Regions from separate parts of the Homo sapiens genome. Here region 2 is linked to region 1. The links are chromatin contacts, found by Hi-C or POLR2A ChIA-PET in ENCODE. All regions are on one chromosome and are shown on one strand. The core of a region is the stretch at or near the end of the contact, and the rest is flanking DNA. Distances in the headings are between cores, read along the strand shown.

What was found. A loop is a pair of places that touch in the nucleus more often than their neighbours do. ChIA-PET counts read pairs that join two places held with the same protein, here RNA polymerase II (POLR2A). Pooled maps may share reads with other maps.
Region 2: a pooled map shows a loop between it and region 1 (2.5-fold over the local background). The contact joins the promoter of C4orf36 here to the enhancer-like site in region 1. A Hi-C loop is called at or near these places in 3 of 168 maps with a recorded cell type or tissue (GM12878, endothelial cell of umbilical vein and naive thymus-derived CD4-positive, alpha-beta T cell), 1 of 37 single-sample maps with no recorded cell type and 12 of 50 pooled maps. POLR2A ChIA-PET finds 5 or more read pairs at or near these places in 1 of 52 experiments (WTC11).

The regions. Positions count from the first base shown.
Region 1 is chr4:86,032,001-86,034,723 of GRCh38, forward strand. The region is part of intron 11 of MAPK10 (mitogen-activated protein kinase 10); the gene reads right to left. Among named protein-coding and RNA genes, the nearest start is that of MAPK10-AS1, 86 kb to the right of the region's middle. Within about 2 kb of position 1,336, at least 17 of the 41 ENCODE cell types and tissues checked have a DNase peak (open chromatin) inside an H3K27ac peak, as active enhancers do; they include endothelial cell of umbilical vein, where a contact is called at or near this core.
Region 2 is chr4:86,891,070-86,893,792 of GRCh38, forward strand. C4orf36 (chromosome 4 open reading frame 36) reads right to left here and starts at 1,353. Exons shown (of 5, transcript NM_144645.4): 1 at 1,114-1,353; 2 at 387-524. The coding sequence starts at 451. RefSeq lists silencers at 765-824, 1,035-1,574 and an enhancer at 1,095-1,750.

The DNA of each region.
Region 1 (2,723 bases), core at 86-2,585:
CTTAAACGATTTTAAGCTTTTTGGTTTGTTTGTTTATTTGTTTTAACCTGCAGAAGCTGCCATGACTGTAGAGGTAGGTCACCTTGAATCCCTGAATGGCCCTTGGTTAGTCCTCTCTAGCAGAAATGATGCAATAGGGCCTTCAGTCTGACTTATAGAGCCAGCATTTCTCTTCCCATGTGGAGTTCAAATGTGGAAAAGGAGGGATTTTCACAAACCTGCGTGCCTACTGGAAAGTGGAATCTCAAATAAATTCTCTGACCTCTTCTTCCTGATATTTAGGCTTTGGGAGATCTACCATGGCGGCTAGGGTAGCTCCAATTCAGGCCAAGTGATATGGAAAGAAAAAAAAAAGGCTCTTGGAAAAATAAATCACCATGAGGTAGAGAAAGAGGAGGCTGAGGGGCTACACTGGCTGGCACCGGTTTAAGCGCAAAGAAGAGCTATCAAGTTTTTGCTACCCCGTCCAATACTCCAAAAGCAATAGTTTTTGTGAAAAACTAAAAGAGTCACTCAATAAGAGTGATGCAACCCCTTTAGGACACAGACCTTTCAAAAATGGCTATTATAGTAAGGAAAGCTCTGGACAAGATTTTCAGAGACAGCTTCTGGCTTCTGTGAGAGCTTTTTGGCTCATGAACAGCACCCTCGGGCTAAAGTGACCCTTCTCTAATTCATGCAGAATCTGTGGTAGCTTGAATCATGACAGACACAAATATTCATCCTAGCCCTGGCATGCTGGGGCCTCACATCCTGCAAAGTATCTGGCTATGAAAATAGAAGACTTTGCCTGGCTGTGGTGAAGTAACTTAGCATAATACTGAAGTATTGAGAAATAACTACTCACGGAGCCAGACATTCTTTTAGCACGTTTGACTGATACTGGGGCAGAAGGCTGTAAACCTCACCTACTGCAATTCAGATGTGGCTGGCTGAGCAGCTCTCAGCAGCCGTCAGCACTGACAACTAAGCAAAATGAGACTCTCACACCACCCCAGACAATAGTAAGAACACAACACATTGAACGTATATAAGGTGACAGGACTGGGATAGTCAGGCACTGCTCTCAGGACCTGACTGAGGTAGAACCTTCCACCTCTATAAAGGACTCTCAAATAATAGAAACATTCTGACTTAGTGAGTGAATGAGTAAAATGAAGTTATTTTTGAAAAATTGTGAAACCATTACCTAAGGAAGCTACCACAAAGCCAAACTCTGGTTTTGTAAAGACGCTTTGCCAAGTGGTAAATTTCCGGCTTTGCCTCTTCCTGAGCATGTATAATGCTGTGGTTAGGCCGCTATCCAAGCGACCTTGTCCAGGACCCCTGCAGGACACAGTGTACATAAGCTCTCAGAGCCCCCAGAGCCCTCTGAGCTGTTGGCACCTCCTTCTTCTTCTAACAATAGATCCAGCTCATGATCCTGCCTGGCTGGCTTCTCCATGCAGTGGATTTTTCCATTCAAGTTTTAAAATTGAACATGGCTCAAGAGTACAGTTCCTGCCAAAGTTCATAAATGCCATTTTCTTTTTGCAACAAAGCTATTTTCAGGAGGTTTCCCTAGGAGCCTCAGTGTACAGCTGTTGCTGATATATAAAGCACAAAGTACATAGACACTAATCACAAACAAACTACAAGAGAGAATGCAAAGTGCTGAGTTCAAGATTTTTCCTTTCAACAAACCAAGAGGGCTGCTTTAAACCACTTGATTTATAGTATTTGTTCGACGGCCTCTGCAAATTTACTACATATTCAGATTTTTGATTGTTTGTTTTTTGAAGAGGAAATGCGAATGTCACCTCCAGTGAAAGGGCACATTCACATACAGATGTCTTCTATGTGACAATATAAAAGAATAATTGACCAATAATCCAGAGAGAGCAATGTTACAACACACACGTATAAGTGCTGGGCAGCAATCATCAGGATGAGATAGTTCAAAACATTCCCTGCCTCCTTCCGCTAAGGAGAAGTTGGTATTTGAGCACTCGCTTGTGCTCTTTCCCTATCTTATTTAATAGGAATTATTCTTTTGCTAAGTGACAATCTAAATAAAAAATAAATGAGGAGTGGGGATAAAGAAAAATGCCCCAGAGGTGTCTGTTGAGAGAGTATTTTAGGAGAGTTTAGCAGATAAGAGTAATTGAGATGTGAGAAATGAAGGATAAGAGGACATTAAAGATAGTATATGAACAGTTATCAGGGCCTGTGACTTTCACCCTTTGAATATTTTTTCAAAAGACTGTAAACTTCTTTCATATTATTTTGGAAGATTTGAACTTCCTTGGTTGAAATTATTGCAGAAATTCAAACACAAATTTATATGGATTGCATAAACAATAACTTAAAATGGATTAGACACATTTTTATTGATGGTTAATTTCATATGAATTTATATTGGTGGTCAATTATATGAATTTTATACTGATGAAACATGTCCAAATTGTTTCAATTAAATGAGGAAAAAAACACAAACAAGTACATGGTCACTGTGAATTAATAAATACTAGAATTTATTTATTTCTTTATTAAATGTATTCATTCAGTAAAGGTCTTGGGCACCTAACACATGGCAGACTATATAAAAAACTGAGATTTCAAAATTGAATAAGGTGACTGCTGACCACAAGGAGTTCACAATTTACTGGGGTAAGACTGATGCAAAACAGATCATTAGTATACAACATGATAAATGATAGAAACCTGTATATGGTCTAAGGGAA
Region 2 (2,723 bases), core at 103-2,602, 860 kb after region 1:
GCATTTTTTTGGTAGACGTGGAGTATCTAAACAAAGTTTTTTTAAAGTTGTGGGTGGAAGCAGAAAATGCTGTCTTGGAACAAAAAGACTCCGAGTCTAGCCTTTGCATTTCCTTACTACAGGACTGTGACTTTGATCAAACTTCTCTGAACCTCAGTTTTCTCACTTGAAAGTGTTGTGTTGTAAAGACCAAGTAAGATAATTAACTTATAAAAGCAGTTGCCAAAAAAAAAAAAAAAAAAAATCAGATCCCAGACACCTCAAAATACTTCACATAGCCCAGTATCTCATGGGGAGCACAGAGTGTCCAGTCCTTTTATTTAACAAAGACACTCCCCACCGCAGTCAATGCTTACCCTGATTTAAAAAAAAAAAATAGTACTTACACATTATAACAACTGCCCCGCAAAATGGTTTTCACTGTGTTCTTTCTTGGCACTCCATACGCCATGGTGAGTTATTACGGTATGATTTCGTTACATAGGTGCCTGATGGAATGTCACAGATAACTCTGTTCACTTTACCTGAAATGATGGCAACGCACCTAATTAATGCCTCTCACGTGAATATTTTGTAGCCAAATAATAGAAAAAAATTCTGAATGTCAGAAAGTCCTTAATAAGTGTTCATTGAACTGGAACCCCAAGTGTAAAACCGTGTTCTCTTTCATTTTTCCATGAACTCATTTTTTCATTTTTTGCCACCGAATAAGGAGAAAATGCCAGGTAAGTTTCGTCATCCTGAGACAAAGTTTCGGTGTCGCACTCTCTGCCCTTGCCTGAGCCTGCCAAACCAGCTCCAACACCGCTGCGCCAAAATGTGTCTGATCGTGGCAGTGCTGAGCGACCAAAGGCTCTGCCTGCACAGGAACCACCCGCCCCGGCCCGGGCACTTTGAGCAGAGCAATCCTTCCCAGGTTTTCCCTCATTCAAAACACTCAGCACCACTCCCGCGTCCCCGCCCTTGCACGCCGATTCGGGGCGAGTCCCCTACCCTTCCCCGGACGGACGCGCAGGGCCCGGGAGGAACTGGTTCCCGGGACGGGTGGGGGCCTCGGCCGCCCACAGAGCCCGCGGAGAAGGGAACGGCCTCAGCCTCGGCTCCTTCCCACACCTGGGCCCCACCCTGCCTCCGACTCGCCAGGAATGCGCTGTGTGCGCGGGGCTTCCAGGGTGGCGGGTCCCCGCGAGCCGGCGCCGGCGGCCTGGTTACCCGGGCTCCAGGGGCTCGGAGGGTCGCGGCCGGGGTACTGAGGTAAGAGCGCGCTGCGCTAAGCGCACATGGCCGCGCACACGCCTCGGGGCCGCGCCGCAGGCACACGCCTCCTTCCCGCTCGCCGCGGGCGCCGAGTCTGGGGCTCCTCGCGTCACACGGGAGCCTCAACAAAGGGCTTTGTGGGGCCCTCCCCACCCGCCAGGGAGGGGACGCCGGGCCCGGGAGACGCGCCCCGCGGGGTCCGCTCTCTGGTAACCGGGCCGGGGCAGGCCGCGCTCTCGGAATCCAGCCAACCAGCCAGAGAGGGCTGTAAGCCAGACCTTTCCTGGGAAGGACGCTTTCCAATGTAGGGGGCTGCATCCAAGCGATCTGGACTTCGTTTGCGGGCGCCATTTAAAGAAATGTACCCAGTCCTGGCTGCTGACATCTGGGGAACCGAAGCCCTGTTGCCAGCGTTCTCACACTGCAGTGGGTGAAGGCAGTGAGCTCAAAGCCCACGTGTGATATTTTAGGTGTTCGTGTTCAGAGCAAGACAGCATCAATTTCTAAAGCCGTTATTACGCTGTGGTGATTTCGTATTTCTTCATTTGAATACATCAGATGGCCACCCCTTACGGTCAAATGAAACGAGCTTACATTTCCATTTTGAGTGAGGGTTTTGATGTCAGAACTGGTTTGGAATTCTAGCTCTGCCACTTAAGATTTAACCTTAAGATTTCGCATGTCACTGCTCTAAGCATCAATTTCTTCATCTATAAAACAAGGATAATGCTCTATGTCTTAGAGGGTTGTTCTGAGGATGAAAGATCCTGCCCTGAGATTCTCCGCCACGTGATAAATGCCTAATTGATTGTGAGCCTAAAAACAACTTTATGAAATAGGTAAGAGCGATACTACTCATTTCAATTGTGGAGCCGACGAATGAGTTCAGGGTGGTTAAAGGGCTGCCCAGAGTCACATGGCAAGTTCCAAAGCCAACTTTTAAAGATAAACACAGATGGGCCAGGCACGGTGGATGGGCCGGGCGCGTGTCTCACGCCTGTAATCCCAGCAATTTGGGAGGCCGAGAGGGGCAGATCACGAGGTCAAGGGGTTCGAGACCAGCCTGGCCAACCGACATGGTGAAACCCTGTCTCTACTAAAATGCAAAAATTAGCTGGGCGAGGTGGCGCGCGCCTGTCGTCCCAGCTATTCAGGAGGCTCAGACAGGAGAATTGCTTGAACCCGGGAGGCAGAGGTTGCAGTGAGCCGAGATGGCGCCACTGCATTCCAGCCTGGGCAACAGAGACTCCATCTCAAAAAAAAAAAAAAGATAAAACACAGTAACCTTTCCATCTGACAAGCAACTTCTGATCCTTCTGATTAGAGTAGGCTCGCAGGGCTGACCCATCTTTCAAAGGTGCTTTTGTGCCTCCCAGAAACTGGAAGGTGAGGACTGTCACTCGCTCTTCAGCATTTCTGCTCTACCACCAATGAAAAGTGAGCACCGAGGAGTGACAGTGGGTGTT